Regions from separate parts of the Mus musculus genome. Here region 1 is linked to region 2. A link is a loop called in an ENCODE intact Hi-C map of the cell type or tissue named here. Cell type or tissue: heart. All regions are shown on one strand. Each heading gives the region's core, and the rest is flanking DNA. Links, peaks and the distances in the headings are about the cores only.

Evidence for each region. A loop is a pair of places that touch in the nucleus more often than their neighbours do. Peaks named below come from ENCODE experiments on the same cell type or tissue, not always from the same donor. Only the 100,000 strongest peaks of a DNase experiment are listed, where the experiment ranks them.
Region 1: a loop joins it to region 2, with 3.0 times the contacts of the local background. A loop is called at or near these places in 13 of 42 quality-filtered maps.

The regions. Positions count from the first base shown.
Region 1 is chr6:34,774,309-34,782,430 of GRCm38, forward strand. Cald1 (caldesmon 1) reads left to right here. Exons shown (of 14, transcript NM_001347100.1): 14 at 1-1,161. It overlaps Agbl3 (ATP/GTP binding protein-like 3), which reads left to right and starts at 6,124. Exons shown (of 20, transcript NM_001289656.1): 1 at 6,124-6,751; 2 at 7,792-7,910. The coding sequence starts at 7,848. In heart, for the core only: a CTCF peak has its summit at 3,885 (motif pointing left); no DNase peak of the experiment used is centred there; H3K4me3 peaks cover 137 bases; H3K27ac peaks cover 254 bases.
Region 2 is chr6:34,923,608-34,931,729 of GRCm38, forward strand. Stra8 (stimulated by retinoic acid gene 8) reads left to right here. Exons shown (of 9, transcript NM_009292.2): 2 at 4,112-4,309; 3 at 6,754-6,829; 4 at 7,276-7,360. The coding sequence starts at 4,118. Among named protein-coding and RNA genes, the nearest start is that of Stra8, 6.7 kb to the left of the region's middle. In heart, for the core only: a CTCF peak has its summit at 3,783; a DNase peak (open chromatin) is centred at 3,714.

The DNA.
Region 1 (8,122 bases), core at 1,886-5,885, 150 kb before region 2:
TCTCTACCACTTAGAACCAAGCATTTTGGTGACTAGTGCACAAATTAGTATTCATGTAGATGTCTAAAGAAAGACCAACTTTGCCTCCTGTAGAAGCAGGCAGGTAACGTGAGCAGAAGCATGGCAGTCCTATCTTTATGTACTCACACTCTTTAAATTAAATGTTTCCGCCTTTATTAGTCAGTTGGTACGGTCATAAGTTGATAACATCTTGAAATTTGAATTTTTTATGTAAATTTTAGTAGTTTTACTCCCCCCTCCCACCAAGGCTCTTTAAGGAACTCATCATTCATATATCAGATCCTATTTTAGCTTACGTCTTTATTCTTCCCAATAGATAAAAGTACTCTAGTGTCTTACAAAAATGTTCTTATCTAGAACATTCTATGCATACAGCGTCATTGTACAAACTCATACCTCAGCTGACTTAACCAAAATTATCTTAGTCTCCACTCCTTCCACAGTAGGAGAGCCTCTAACATTTCCAATCCACAGATTTCTTTTCAAGAGGAAAGGGTTGGCTTGAGGGTTTTTCAAGGGTTGGCCTTGAAAAAGTCTATCTTTCTCGTGAATTAGTAAGAGTTAGTTGGATTCCCTAGCTTTTAGCAAACTTGGGCCAAAGGAAGAAAAGCCACTAAGACTGCACAAGTCATCTACCCCCGACAGAGTAGACACAAGTCTATGGTAAGACGAACAGAGTGCACATGGCACACCCATGAAAATGACTTCCATCGTTGGAGTACAATGGATCAAAGTTCGATCTTAGGCAGATGCTGAGGGATCATGCTCATGTTAATGAGGCCTTCTCTTGCTATATCTTACAGGCTTTTTGCTTGTTGTTTTTGCTTTTAAGAACGTTCAAAGTTGTGAGATGACTGTTTTGATCCTAAATTTTATTCCAACATTTGGATGACGATGAGTTTTAGGGTAGATTTTTCTCCGTTTGGATTTAACCTTTGAAGAAGCAAATTCCTCCTCTACTTGTTTGATTACAGCTCTCTGTTATCTTTAAGAGAGGAAACTGCAAGCTGACTAGCATGTTCTGTGAATCTGCCATTGTTAAAAAACCTTATAAACACTTAATATTTTTCACTGATAATTGATCGCTGCAATAAAAATATATTGTGAAAATGCATCCACAATAAATGGAATTCTTCCAGATGTCTCTGTCTCGTGCATTCTTTGATGCTCTAATTGATTGTGAGAACTGTGGCTATAATAAAGAGAACAGGGCAAAACACTTGCACTTCACATTGAGGGTTGGTTTCACTCTCTAAAGGAAAAAACAAACAAACAAAACAAAACAAAACAAAAACATTGAGACAGGATTTCATGTAGCCCAGGCTGGCCTGGAACTCATTATGAAGCCAAGAATGACCTCGGACTCCTGTCCCTCCTGCCCCCACCTCTCAAGTGCTGAGATTACAAGTGATTGTTAGCATGGTTGCCACAGCTGAGATTACAAATGATTGTTAGCATGGTTGCCACAGTTCATATTTAAAACAGTTCTTACTACAGGGACTTTTCTAACCAAATATTCAAAAATACTCGGAAGTGGACAGCTGACAGAACATTTTAAAATTTCTCCTTCAAAATAAGAGTAAAAGCTAGGTCTGGCAGTATGAGGGTGAGATCTGGGCACTTGCTCCAGAGGCTGGAGGAGGCATGGGTATTTGTTCATTGTATCATTCCCAGCTTTCTAGTCTGTGCGTTAACTCATCCATCCCAGCTCCACAGAGAATACTGACCATTTACTTCATTCCACTCCAGACTTAATAGCAGAACTTTGCTGTGGCGTGTTTTTGTAAAATATGAACATCATAGGTCTGGATGGGCCCCGAGAGCCTGCATTTCAAATGATTCTGTGCTGGCTTTGTTGTTTTGCAGACCGTGCTTTGAGAGCCCAGCTCTTCCTCCCCCTCTTCCCCCTTTCCTGTCCTTTCCTCCTCCACTTTTTCCCAGAACATATGCTTCTAACATTGAACAAATGAGAGCACTCACTAGGACCAACCCTTAAGCTCAGAACACTGTCAGACAGGTGGTGGTGTATTCCTGTCTACAAGAAAACTGTGGCACGGAGTTTTATTTCAGGCCACCCAACTAGGTACTGTAGTTTCAGTTTCAGAGTCTACACTTAACCTGCTATGCCATTGGTTCTCAAACTGGAGGTAAGAACAGGATGACCTACTAGACTTGGTAAATAGACTAGTCTGTCCCTTTCTGATTCCATAGGTCTGGGTTGGAGCCTGAGGATTTACATTCTATAAAAAGCACTAACAAACAATGCCACTGGTCCCAAGGGGATATCTTGAAATCCCATGGGGATACCTTGAAAGGCACTGTGTTATGTCAGAAGAGAGTAGTGGCTGGAACCTGCCCCCTCATGTAACATGAGTGAAATACAGGTAATTACTTAGAACTTGACATGTTCTTCACCCTTTTAATCCTTTCAATAATCCTACAAGACAGGCACTAGTAATAGTATCCCCATTTTGCAGGTAAATGAATTGAAGCATAAAGAACTTTTAAAACATGCCAACAGTTGGTGAGCTGTTAAGTCACAAGAGAACTGACCACCAGTAGTAGATTCCTAGGCCCACGCTCTTAATTACTACACTTCTGTCACAACAGATTATTGCTTATAAATTTGGCTTGAAGACAGCTGTGTGTGTGTGTGTGTATGTGTAGTGTAGGGGGAAGAAAGCTGAAGTTGCTCTCCTCATGAAGTCCACAGACAAGTGTGTGTGAGATCAAACAATAGACAGTAACTTGACCAGGTAAAATCATCTTTGGCCCCTTAGCCCCAGGATGTCTTAATCTCAACAAGAGGCAAAAATCTTGAAAAAGAGAGGGAGGAAAGGACGGAGGGAGAGAGAGAGAGAGAGAGAGCAAGCAAAGCCAGCTGAGTCTTGGTTAGCTGCTGAGTGGAACAGATTTCAAGATGTGAGCTTGGAAACACTGTGAGGTTTGGCCCTTCGTGCAAGGAAGGTACAGACAGGTACTGGTCTAGCCTCTGGCTCCCAGTTCCTAGAATGGCTTCATCAATTCAACTGGGTGAAAAGACCTCAAAGTTCCCACAATAACTAACTTCTATGATGTCATAAAGAATGAATGCTTTGGTCACCTTGTTTCCTTATCTAGATGTTTAATACATTCCACATGGCAAATTATTCAAAAATAAGTTACAGTCCTAACATAGCTTACACTTTTGCCACTTTACCAAGATGGCATTTTGCTCCTGATTGTCTGCCCTAGTGACTGTGCCTTTCGGGATAATACAGGTATGTATTTACATATTCTTTTTCTCTCTTATTTTTTTTTTTTAAGCATTGGGATTCCTACTGTCACGTGAAAGAAGAGGGAATTACTGCAGGCTCCATCTGCCTCCTGAAGGAGGAGTCTGTCCAGTAGCTTTCAGTGGTGGGATCACAGAGACCGGAGCACAACTCAGTACATCTTTGAGAACTTTTTTTTTCCATTTTTTATTAGGTATTTAGCTCATTTACATTTCTAATGCTATACCAAAAGTCCCCCATACCCACCCACCCCCATTCCCCTACCCACCCACTCCCCCTTTTTGGCCCTGGTGTTCCCCTGTACTGGGGCATATAAAGTTTGCGTGTCCAATGGGCCCATCTTTGAGAACTTTACTCCAGGCTTTATTATCATTTTAACTTAAGAACAAAGAATTCAATTTCCAGTGTGTGCTCCCGTCTAAAATCAAAATTAAAAAAAAAACTTAATTAAAAGTGGAAAGCCCATGGACGTTGGAGAGATGGCTTAGAGGTTAAGCGTATTGTCTACTCTTCCAGAGGTCCTGAGTTCAATTCCCAACCATCACGTGGTGGCTCATAATCATCTGTAATGAGATCTAGTGCCCTCTTCTGGTCTGAAGACATATATGCAGGCAGAACAACCCGAGTTCAATTCCCAGAGTCCAGGTAAAGGAAGAGTGGGCTTAGTACTACTGGTTGTCTTCTGAGCTCCACATGAACTGTAGCATGCATGCCCCTATAAATGCAATACAAACAATGTTCTAAAACTTTAAAATGTTTTAAAGCAAATGCTTCTAAGGCGATTTTAACTTTAGCTGGAGGAGAGGGGATTCCATATGATGTGTCTTTAAAGTGACACTAACCACAGCCAGCATGTCTCTCCTGGCCTCAGCACTTGCACCAGCGAGGTCTTCTCTAGTCAACCACGAGGTTTAGTCTCTTGTTCAAATGCTACCTGGGCAGAGGGCTTCCCTAGCCACCTCACATTAAAGAACTACGCTGCCAAGCTACTCGACCCCAGCACTGCTAAGCTTTCTTTCCCTCCATAGCAACTTTCATCTGCCTGGTTCTATTATTGTCTTCTCCCATTAGGATGTAATCCCCATTAAAAAACTCTGCAATGGCCTTTCACGGTCAATAGTCTCTGATGTAAAACTAACCCGTAAAGGTCAGGTGAGTAATGAATGAATGTGACTTTTCAAAGCTTTGAGAATTTCTAAGTAATTCTCTTATGCACTAATAGCATTCTCTATAAATATTTGTTGACATATGTTAATGTGCATAGTTGGGCTGAATATACATACATACATACATACATACATACATACATGATTTAAGTCCTATCTTTGCCTCTTCCCTATCTGGCTGGGATGTTTCTTGGAGCTCCATCTTGTGAACCTGACAGCCTATAGCCTTTATCCATGAGTAAAGAGAAACAAAACAACAACAACAACAACAACAACAAAAAACAATAGATTCCATATAAAACAAACTGGCTTACCCTATTTACTGTCCAACAGCACAATACCACCAGCGGGGGATGTTTTAAGAAAAGTCTAGCTTGACTGTGATTCTAGTGGTACAAGCCAAGGGAACACATTTGGTGACGGACTTGCAGGCAGAGAGTCCCAAGTGACCAAATGGTACCCCTTAGCAGAAACTGGGAGTGGGTGCCCTCTGTTGTCCTATAGAGCCACTAAGTTTTAATTATGAGAACTCCACGCCGATGGTCTCATTCATCTTACTTACCCCTGAACGGCCCCACATATAAACAGAAGTAGGGTTATGTTTCTGTTCTTACATATCCACAGGAGCAAGTAAATTTCGGTACTGGAGCTTTGAGGATACCCTCAAACCAGAGAGTCTCTGAGCATTGTCTCCGTTAGTGATATACACATGGCATAAAACCAAGCACAACTAACTATGAAGACTAGTTTTCAAACAAGTGTGATCAATGGCACACTTCATTTCCTCAGGCCAATGCCCAAAGAAACAGAAAGTCTCAAGGTCTGACACAAACACATTCCCAGAAAGTTAACAAATCTAGAGATGCTAACCCATTTCCATGCTGAAACTGAAGCGCTTAATGCGAACCATGAGGGCACTGAACACCTCCTCATTCTTTTTGTCTATATGGGTTTTTCTTTTATTAACTTTACTTGGAAAACTGTTCCAACTGTATTATCCACCAAAGTGAAAAGTGACCAACAAATCAGGGTTAAATATACACACACAAACACAGATCCTAAGACTGCTGTGGGGGTCTTATTGACTTAAATAAGGCAAGGTGGGAGATTTGCTTTGTGAAAGTGTTGGCTAACAAAGAATTTCTAAGCTGATGAAATTTTTGAGAATTTACCCTTATACATATAACCATGACTCCTCCAAATCAAGTATTTTAAGTCTCACTTCCAGAATAAGAATGAATTATAATTGTGCAAAATAGAACTCAACCTTTTAACTTCAAATAAATTAGTTCATTTTTATTAATAAGGTTCAGTTCAGAAAATTAACTTGCCCGTGGTCATCAGGTTGTTAAAAGTCAAGGGGGGCTCTAGACACAAGCCTTAAACTGTATGTTCTACTGCCTTCTCAGCGCAGGCACCTAGCAAACAAGTTATAGTCACTCAGAACAAACTGCAGTCGCATCTTCCCCAGTGCTAAACTCTCCCTCCTGCAATGCTCAAACCGGTCCATACCATAAGCCAAGCCAGGAGTTCCCATCATCCCCTAGCATCAATGTCTCCCGCCAAAAACCTCACCACCTTCACAGCTGTCCCTAGGAAGAAATCACTAAAGCTCCCCAAAGTCTCGCGAGAGTACAGCCGTTGCCCTGGCAACAAGCGGCCTGCTCTCTCAGCGACCGCTGAATTTCGATGGCATTTGCTCTGACCCTGTCGTCGCCCGGTGCCTGGGGGACATCCTAAAGTATTCTCCCGGCAGGGGTGGGACGACCGGCGGACTTGAAGAGGCCCAGGGAACGAGGCGGGCGGCGGACGCGCCGCTTAGGCAGCGGGGAGCGGGGGAAATGCGGCCCTCGGCGCGGGACGGCGCGGGGCCCGCGTGAGTGAGGAGGCTCCGCGCGGGTCCCGCCCCGAGAGAAGGCCTGGCGCGGCCGCACGCCCCCCGCTCGCCGCTTCGGGCGCGGACCGGCGTCCGCGGGCTTCCGGCGCCTAGCGCCTGCACGCCTCGTCCGCGCACGTAAGGAGCTGCCGCCGGGCGTCCCGGCGGGTTGTCGTAATTTCGAGCCGTCATCCGGGGCTGAAGCTTCGGTCTCCGCCCCGAGATGTCACCTAGAAACCGCTCTCTCGACTGCAGTTGGCGTTTATGATGAAGCTTCGCGAGGCCTTCCGCGCCGTCCGCGCCCCCGAACGCGCTCGTCTGTAGACGTCAACCGGGGGCTGAGAAGGTGTTTGTCGGCGGTGGTCAAAAGGCTCGCTTTTAGAGAGAACCAAACACCAGTAGTTGTGAAATTGGTAAATTCTTTTGGTGTCCTCCAAAGTGTAAAAGCTTGGCAAGGATGATTTCATTGCAAATAAGAAAAGAGGAAACGTATACCTAAAACTGTATTATCCCCAAAGGCACAATCACTGGCATGTGTAGCAGGAGGAAAATGTCATTTTAGTAAAATGCCAATTTCAGGCTTGCCTAGAAGCAACAGTGGTCATCTCCAGCCGGACCTTCTGGTAGCTATTCCAATACAAATGGTGTCATTGGCTTTAAAAGTTAAATATACAGTAATGATCACGGTTAAAGAGAAACTTAAGTTATACACACTGAAGCTCGGGTCAACTGAAAGTTCAAGAGAAAGGGGAAAGTTTTTACACTATTGCTACATTTTATTGTCTGAATAATTATAACTTTTCTTGTGTACTTTTTAATGCGTGAAGACAATCCCCATTTACTATTGCAGTGTAGTGTTTAGTTATGAATATAAAATGTAAATGGCCTGGCTATATACTGTGGAAGTTTTTCAACTAAATTATTTACGTGATTTGTCTCTCTTGTTTCAACAGATTTTTTAAGTTTTATTTTTGTTCATAAAACATACTGACAGGTTATAAATATATCCCCCTTCATCTCTTCTAAAATTCACACCCCCATTCCATATCCACTCATCATCTTAAATTTTTTATTTAATTAAAATATAATTACATCATTTATCCCCCTTCCAACCCTCTCAGATACATATCCTCTTTTGCTATTTATTATCATTGTGTGTTTAAATAAATATATAAATGCAACTTGCAGAAGCCTATTGAATATTGCTTATGTGTATATTCTTTGTAGGACTGAACATCTGGTATTGGATATCTGTTTAGGAAGCTTGCTTTGTAGTAACGGATAGTTTTGTAAAATCTTTGAATTTGAAATTAATTTCCTGTATCCTTACTAGTTTAGTTTTCAGAGATCTGTCACTCTTAATTAAATACAATTGGACAGGTTTTGTAGTATTCATTTAATACAGAACCTGCACACCTTTGCTTAAAAGAAAAGCTGTTAAAAATCTCCTTAGACATTTTACAGCCTACTCACATAATTAAAGACATTCCGAGGAAGACACTAGAAGAGATGTCAGAAGATTCAGAGGAGGAAGACTACTCAGATAGAAGCATCAGTGATGACGATGACTTGGTATGTCTTTCTTTTTTACTTTGCGTAATTTGAGGTAAAATGTAGTATCAAGCACATATTTCCAATTAAAACATTATAGAATTAATTTGATGTAAAAACAAAACAGATGATGTCTGTTTTTGTCATAGAAGTTAGAAAATAACTGAAAAATGTATTGTGTAATGTGCCCTGTCTAGAAAGAAAGAAAAAGAGTTGATTTTTCTTGACGAGGC
Region 2 (8,122 bases), core at 2,063-6,062:
ACAGAGTGAAGTCAAGTCTCAAAAAAGGGGCAGGGGACAAGAGAAAAGCCTGTTTTAGACCTTGGCCTAGTGGTATACATTAGTCACTCCAGCACTGAGAAAAGCCTGTTTTAGACCTTGGCCTAGTGGTATACATTAGTCACTCCAGCACTGAGAAAAGCCTGTTTTAGACCTTGGCCTAGTGGTATACATTAGTCACTCCAGCACTGAGAAAAGCCTGTTTTAGACCTTGGCCTAGTGGTATACATTAGTCACTCCAGCACTGAGGAGGCTGAGGCAGAAGGGTTCATGTGTTCAAGGCCAGCCAGGGCTACATAATGAGACTGTAATCAAGCCAAGTGAGAGCATTTAGCTTGCAGTCTACTGAAGGGCTTTTTGCCTCCTCGTTACAGGTAGAAAAATTAAGATCTAGAGAATTCTTGGCCCATTTTGGTCGTATGGCTGGCTAAATGAGCTAGCAATGTGACTCTGGCCTTATACGCACCCAGAAGCTGGCCTGCCATTCCTTACATAGCATGACCATGTGTTGTATCATCTCTGAAACACCTTACTCATCCACCACCTAGATTTCTCTTTTCTTTCTTTTTTTCTGTCTTTTATTTTAGGTAAAATCTTGATATACTAGGTAACACTACCTGTAATTAAGTTTTAATTGTTTTTTTTTCATTTATCATACAAAATAATGAATTCATGGCATATTTATGTTGCTTTTGCTTTATTTTGTTTGCTTGGTGTTTTCTTTGTCTTTTTCTTTTCTTTTTGTTGTTGTTGTTAGTTGGTTTTGTTTTTTCTTTTTATTGTTTTTTGGTGGTGATGATTGGTTTTGGTTGTGGTTTTGGTATTTTTTTTTGTTTTGGGTTGTTGGTTTGTTTTTGTTTTTGTTTGGGTTTTTGGTTGTTTGTTTTTGAGAGGGGCTGTTGATGCGTTTGTTTGAGGTGGTCTCATGTATGTGAGCTCAGTCTTGAGCTTGCTGTGTAGGTAAAGATGATCGTGAACTTTGGATACCCTGCTTCTCAAGCGCCACCTGCCTGGTTTTCTGGTTCTGTGGCGTTGGGGACTGAAGCCAGTGCTTCGTCCACGCTAGCTAGGCAAGCAGTCTGCCAGCTGATCTACGTAGCCAACCCAAGTCTGGAAATTTCTGAGACAGAATCTCGCTTCTTAGTCTAGACTGGCCTGGAAATCTGGGCAATCTTTCTGCCTCTGCCTACCAAACACTGGGATTGCAGTGGTGAGCCGTTATTCTCTCTCAGAGAAAAATATCTTCAGTTAGGGATAGTAACACAAACCTCTAATTCGACTACTTGGGAGGCCAAAACGGGAGGATCCTGAGTTTAAGGATAGGCCAAGGTACAGTCTTGAGACTCGAAAACAAAACCACCACCACCACCACCACAGCAACAACAACAACAACAACAACAGCAACAACAAAATCAGTACTTTTCTTCAAACTGGTATCTCCATCCTGAGTTCCCTGCATCCTGGCTCATCTGGGTGCGTACATTCAGTCCTCTGGCCGTGCCAGTTTCTTCGAGTGAGCATGGGACTTTGCTGCCCCTGTAGCATCTCTCTCTTCTTTTCTTAGTCAGCAGATGCACAGTATTGGTTCCCATGGCTCTTTAGTGCATCTCTAATTGGTCGCCTCTCACTGTGCCTGTTAAGAACTGAATTGGTGAAATAGTGAATGCTTGGAATACAAACAGTTCTGTATGGTTAGGGAGAACTAAAATGCTGATTCTTCTACGCTCTGCTCTGTGTTTTCCTCTTAAGTCTCATTGCCCTTGCCTTCATCAATCACCTCTGCTGTTCCTTCTAACCTGGGATCTTTGTCTTAGCAGGGCTGTCAATGGGATTCTTTGTTTCAATTTGAAAAGGCAGTGCAGACAAGGGTGTTGGCCTGAGCCACATCTACCTGCAGATGCCTGCATTTTGCCACATGATTGGAAGAATGCCAGCAACGCCTGTGAGATGGAGCCTCACCAAGGGTCTCGTGGGCAGATCTGGATTTGAGGCCAGCCGAAGCAAAGCAAAAGAAACAGAGAACAAGCCAGCTCTAGATGGGTAGAAACCAGGGCTGAGGACAGATATGTGATGTTCTAGGTGACAAAAATGACGAGGCTGCCGCATGGGGGTCAGGGGGCAGAATAGGGAACATTTCTCCCATTAGAGAACCATGCAAGGGATGGGCTTGCGTGCCTAAAATCCCGGCTCTCTGGAAGCTGAGTAAGGAGGAGAGTTCCGGGTCGGCCTGGGCTACTCAGCAGACTCATGGGCCTGGGGTCGGGGCTAGAGGAAGCATATCTTCAGAACTTCCTGGAGTTTTTAAGAGTGTTGCAAGCTGATGTGCTCTTCCTAGTGTTGGAATCCCAGGGTATACAGACTCTCTACAGACCTGACTCGTTAAGCTGCTGAGGGCAGATTTCTTCATACATCTTAATCTATGAGGGTTTTTAAAGAAAAGGGTTTGTTCTGTTGTAACACTTTAGGCACAGCCAGGAAGTGCTGTATCATCAAGATACACCCCTAGCTAAAATATTCTAATATATGTGTTTGTAGAGGTGGGGGGGGGGACAGTAAGTGAAAATGTGTGCCCACTAGTGCCCCTAGAACCAAGAGCTTTGGATGCCCCCTGGAGCTGGAGTTAGAGGAGGTTATAAGCTGCCTAATGAGAATGCTGGGACTTGAACTTGGGTCCTTAGCAAGAGCAGCAAGCACTCTTAACTACTGAGCCAACTCTCCCGCCCCTAAAACAGTTTTGTTTTGTTTTGTTTTTTAAACTTCACTTCTTAGTTGGTGGGCACAGACACACACTTGTAATGCCAGGATTCAGGACGGTTTGGCAAGAACATCTTGAGTTCATGGCTGTCTTCGGCTGCATGATAAGAACCTGTCCTACACATACACAACCACTTATTGACCTTAAGTTTACACTGTAGTAGGTCCCCCACTCACTGTGTGCTAGGTCACCCATTCTTAGCACAGCGCTAACTTCAGTCCTGCCTTCCCTTTTCCCATCCCGAGGAGATTCTGGAGGTATTTTTCCAGGGTGAGGCCGCGCCACACAATCACAGTTACTATTGACCTGGATCCAAGTGCATTGCTGTTCAGTCTGGGAAGCTCAGAGAGCAAGATGCGCTCACCATGCAAGCTTTACAATCTGAGCTCTTCCCTGGGGTCCTGAAGAGGTGAAAGGAGAGAACTCGTTCTGTATGGCTATCCCCTGACCTTCACGCATGCGCGCCCCCCACCCACACAAATTAATAATGCTAAATAAAAACATCCAGCCTGGCCTTATGTTCTGGCATATCCCTTTAGTTTCAGCACTCCGATAGCAGGGATGGATGAGTTCCAGACCAGCTAGATCTATATAGGGAGTTCCAAAGCAGGCCCTTAAAAAGGTTGGTCAGAAAAAGATAGACCTAGGCCCCTGTAAGGGACAACAGCAAATCCAGGTCAATAATAATAATTAGGAGAGACGATCTTTGGGAAGTTGCAGAAGATCTTTGCTGGTGATGACAAGGGGGCAGCTTGCAGGAGGCCACTGAAAATCACTCAACTGTCCTTTGCCATCTGCCAGCCTTTACCCTCCTCCCCGGGGCAGAGTCTCCAAGTTTCCTCCTTAGCTCCTGACCTGGGAGAACCTAAGGCTGATGGAAGGAGATCAAGGCCACAATGCCAGGTAGCCCGTGGGGTTGCTCTGTTGCTAGTCTCACTCCTTAAGCTGGGCAGCGAAGACTGACAACCACAGTGAGAGCAAGTTAGGAGACAGTCTCCCCCCTGTGGTGGAGACAAGAACTGCACATTTCTCCAGGGCTCCCACCAGCCAAGCAGTTTTCTTGGCCATGGGCATTGGGAAAGCTTCAGATTCCCTACCAGTCAAGAGGGTTTGGGTACAGTCTTTCATGACTCACCGGACAACTGGAAATCCACTGTAAATGGTTTGTAATTTTAGGAGCCAAGCTCCAGTAGGAGATTTGGGGTTACCTGTGGTTTATTGTGGGTCTTGGTCATATTCACTGCCTTGCGGGCTACGTCCTTTCTGTTTGCTCTGTCTGCCTTCCTCAATGTTGTATCTCTATTATGCAAGGCTAAAGGGGGGTATATTATGTTGTAGATTATAATGGCCACCCCTGGAGAAGGCAACCAACCCAGTGATGATGGGGCACCCCAGCCATTGGCGCAGCTGCAGAAGCTTGAGCCTCGGGTGGTCCGCAGACGCCTGTCACAGGCCCGCCATCGAGCCACCCTGGTAGGGCTCTTCAACAACCTAAGGAAGGCAGTTTACTCCCAGTCTGATATCACAGCCTCAAAGGTACAGGGACTTGGGGATAGTGAAACATGTCTCCACATGATAGGACTGTAAAGTAAGGACTGGCCAAGAGCTGCCAGCCCTGCTGCCCATAGGAAAACTGTCAAAGCCCGGCTTCTCTGCCAGCATCCTAGCAGCCTGACCTGAGAGAGGAAATTATGGGCTGGAGGGAGATCATGTGGTTACTTGGTGGGCAAGAGTCATCCCCCAATGGATGCTCTGGGACCCTGTATATCTATCTACACACACACACACACACACACACACACACACACACACACACACACACACCATATACATATGTACAATACCAATACTAGAAGTGAATACACACTTGGCACTCATATGCAGGCTCAGTATGCCTGTATCTCAAGGCACACATTTATCTTTTCCTACCCTTTTTGTTTCTTGTTGATGCTGATGTTTGAGGCAGTCTCCATGTAGCCCAGGCTGGCCTAGAACTTTCCAGAGAATAGACCCTCCTTGAAATCACACCCTCCTGCCTTTGCCTCCCCGGGTGCTAGGATGATGTTAATCGCACCAAAGAAAGTAAAGGCCATCACCCCAGATTCTTTGGTCAAATTAAACAAGCTTTATTTTCTATCTGTTAGGGCTGTCTCCCCCAAAAGTGAGGTTTGGAAATACAGCATTGAACACAGGAGAGGGAGGGTAGAGTTTATACAGTCCAGACTAGGGAGGTTTCAAGGGGATTTCCAGAGGAACTTTGGTTACATCGGAACTTGGCCGAACATTTTTAAATTATTTGGCAGAGCATCTAATCAGAGTATAATCAAGGTGTGAGTCCAACTCCACGGGAAGGGGAAGATGTCAAATTTCAGAAACAGGTTAAAGCACAGTCAAGTTGAATTGTTCAGGAAGTAGAAATGAACTTGTTCTGACCTATGACAAAATGGCTTAAAATGGAGTCAGGTTGGTCCATCAGATGACAGGTGTGTACCACACAGCTCTTTCTCTTCTCGGTTATCTTTTTTAGCTGCTAATTAACAATACATTAATGAATTAATTATTGTCCAGAGACTGGAGAAAGGCCTGGTAAGTGGGGTGTTGGTAGAAGAAATCAAGTTAATAATGGTGAGAGCGTTACAGGCAGGCACAGTGGAGAGTCCCTGTATTTCCTCATGTCTTAACAGAGGCTGGAGGAGGAGAGGAAGGCAGAGAGGAGAGGGGAGGGGAGACACTTACCCTCTGGTAGAAGGCAAGGCCAAAAAAGTTCCCACTCCAAGCCTGACTCTTCTCACATCTCCCTGCCTGAGCTCTTTATGCCCGGGAACCCGTTCCCAGCTGGTTGGTTTCCTTCCGAGGATGGCGCCTTCAGCAAAGCAACAACCAGAGCCTTTTACTTTTCTGTGACTAGAATTGCCAGAGGATTCCCAGTTTGGGGTGAGGTAGGAAGACACCTTAGAAGAGCTCCTGAGTAGGCCTAGGCTTCTGTGGAAATTTGAGAAGGGTAGCTCCTGACCATTTGGTACAGGGCTCCAACTGATACCTGTACTGTTTCCAGCTGCAGGAGTCCCCCCCACAGACCCCCTACCTGCCCTTGGAAAAGGTGAGGGGCTGGTGAGTAGCGAAGGAAAGCCAAGTTTGGGATTGCAGGGTGAAAGAGTGGGGTCCCTACTGAGAAACAGAGCTCAGAAGAGAAAATTTCACGCCTCTGCTGGCTTCCGGCATCTTTCACCCATCCCCGCCGTCCCTTGGCTTGTAGTGATGGCGGGAAATTCCGAATTCAAATCCACAGAACATTTGCTATTTTTAGATATGTTTAGATAACATAAAATATTTTAATTATTTTCTTCTTTTTTGTCTTAAACAGGGTCTCGTGTATCTCAAGGTTGACCTTGAACTCAATATGCAACTGACATTGAACTCCCGAGATCCTCTGCCTCTACCTACTGTGTTCTGGGATTATAGGCATATGCCTGTAGCTAGCTACATAGCGAGCTATATACCTAGCTACACAGAGTCTATGAATTCAGCAAATAAACATTTTGAGAAAAAGATACTGAGTTGCACATGGTCACAACGTGAGCAGAAGTCTAGTGGGCCTTTGTGCAAACCTGGGGTTGACATTCAGTCTGCTGATCCCCCGTGTCATAGTGCCCCACCCGCAAGCAGCCTGTGCACACATCTGTGACGCTACAGCTGCTGCCGCTGGGGTCGTTTTCTCAACACATCTTATTCCCACTTTGGTATTTCAGTGAGCTTCCATTTATAGAATGCAAACATGTCCCCATACATTCTGTGCACTGAGACCAACTTCCTATCCATTCCACAGACAAGGCCAAGGATGGGACTTGCGGGGGGGGGGGGGGTGTCGGGGGGCAGGGAGTATGGCCTCAGTGTGACAGGGGTTTCCTGGGCCCATAGAGAAAAGGGTTCCAGCAGCAGTGAAAGACTGTCTTTTCAACAATGTCTGTCTGTGTCCTCAGTGGCAGGTACTGAATAGGACAAAGATTCATATTCAGGAACAGGAAGAAAGCCTGGATAAGTTGCTGAAGCTCAAAGGCAAGAGACCCCTCCCTAGAGACGGCTGCCTTGGGCTTTCCAGGGAAGGCAGAGATGCATGTTAGGAACCTACCGTGTGTCTGGCCCTGTGCTTCAGCCATAGCTGGTCCCCCACCCCAGGGAATTTGCACCCTGGCAGCATGGGCAAGGGTCCCCAGACTCTGTGGGTTCAATGGGTTCCCTAATGGGACACAGCTAAAGGCATCGGACCTCAGCTTTAGGGCCCAGAGAGGAAGTAGACTAGTACTTGACCTGACTCTCTCCTCATGCCTTGGAGGAGAAGTGGGAAATGGCTCTGCATGCTCTAAAGCTGGGAGGGTCTGGGATTTCTGTGCCTCCTCCTGGGGTCCCTGAACTAGACAGGCAGGAGAGACCCAAAGGTCTATTGTTTTTTGGTTTTTTGGTTTTTTCTCTCTTTATGACTCTTGCTCTCCTGTCCCCGATAGCATCCTTCAACCTGCAAGATGGGAATCCCAACAGCTTAGAGGAGGTCAAGGAAGAATATGCCAGAATGTATTCCGAGAATGACAGGTGAGACCTGGCAGATACTGGAGCCTGGAGCCTGCAGCGCTGTGTGACAGCAGCCTCCAGGGAGCAAGGCCATCAGGGTTGCTCTCACTACTTACAGCTGTCCCATTCCTTACAGCCTTAACCTTCCTTCATCCTCATGACCTGCCTTGGGTAGTCTTCCTAAATGATGCGTGCTTATTACAGAATTTAGAAAAAAATGTGGGACTGTGTATCATCTCACCTCTCTGAAAATTCACGTTAACTCTGATGGATGTCCACCCATCTGATAACTTTATGGTTTTCACACTACTTTAGAGAGTGTTTACCCATATATCTTGGCAAGTGTGTACACATGTGTGTTATGCTTGTATACATATGTGTGTGTGTATGTATATATACATATTATTATAGTATTATTATATAGTTTATATATTATATATTATATATTATATATTATATATTATATATTATATAGTATTATGTGGAAGACTATGCTGACATTGTAGTCAAGTTTGAACAGGGAGACTGGTTTGGGAAATGTCTTTCTATGTTTGCCCCACTCTTAGTCACTTTCCTCACCACTGTGACCCAGGCACCCGAGAGACCCCACAAAGGAGGGAGCACGGTTTTGCTCACAGTTGCAGAGTTCAGTCCATAGTTGCTTAGCTCCACCGGCTTGAGCAGGATATCATGGCAGCAGAAATGTGGAAGGGGAGGGCTCTTCAGCTCACAGAAGACAGGGAGCAGAGAGAGGGATAAGAAGGGGTCAGGGACAAAGCCCCA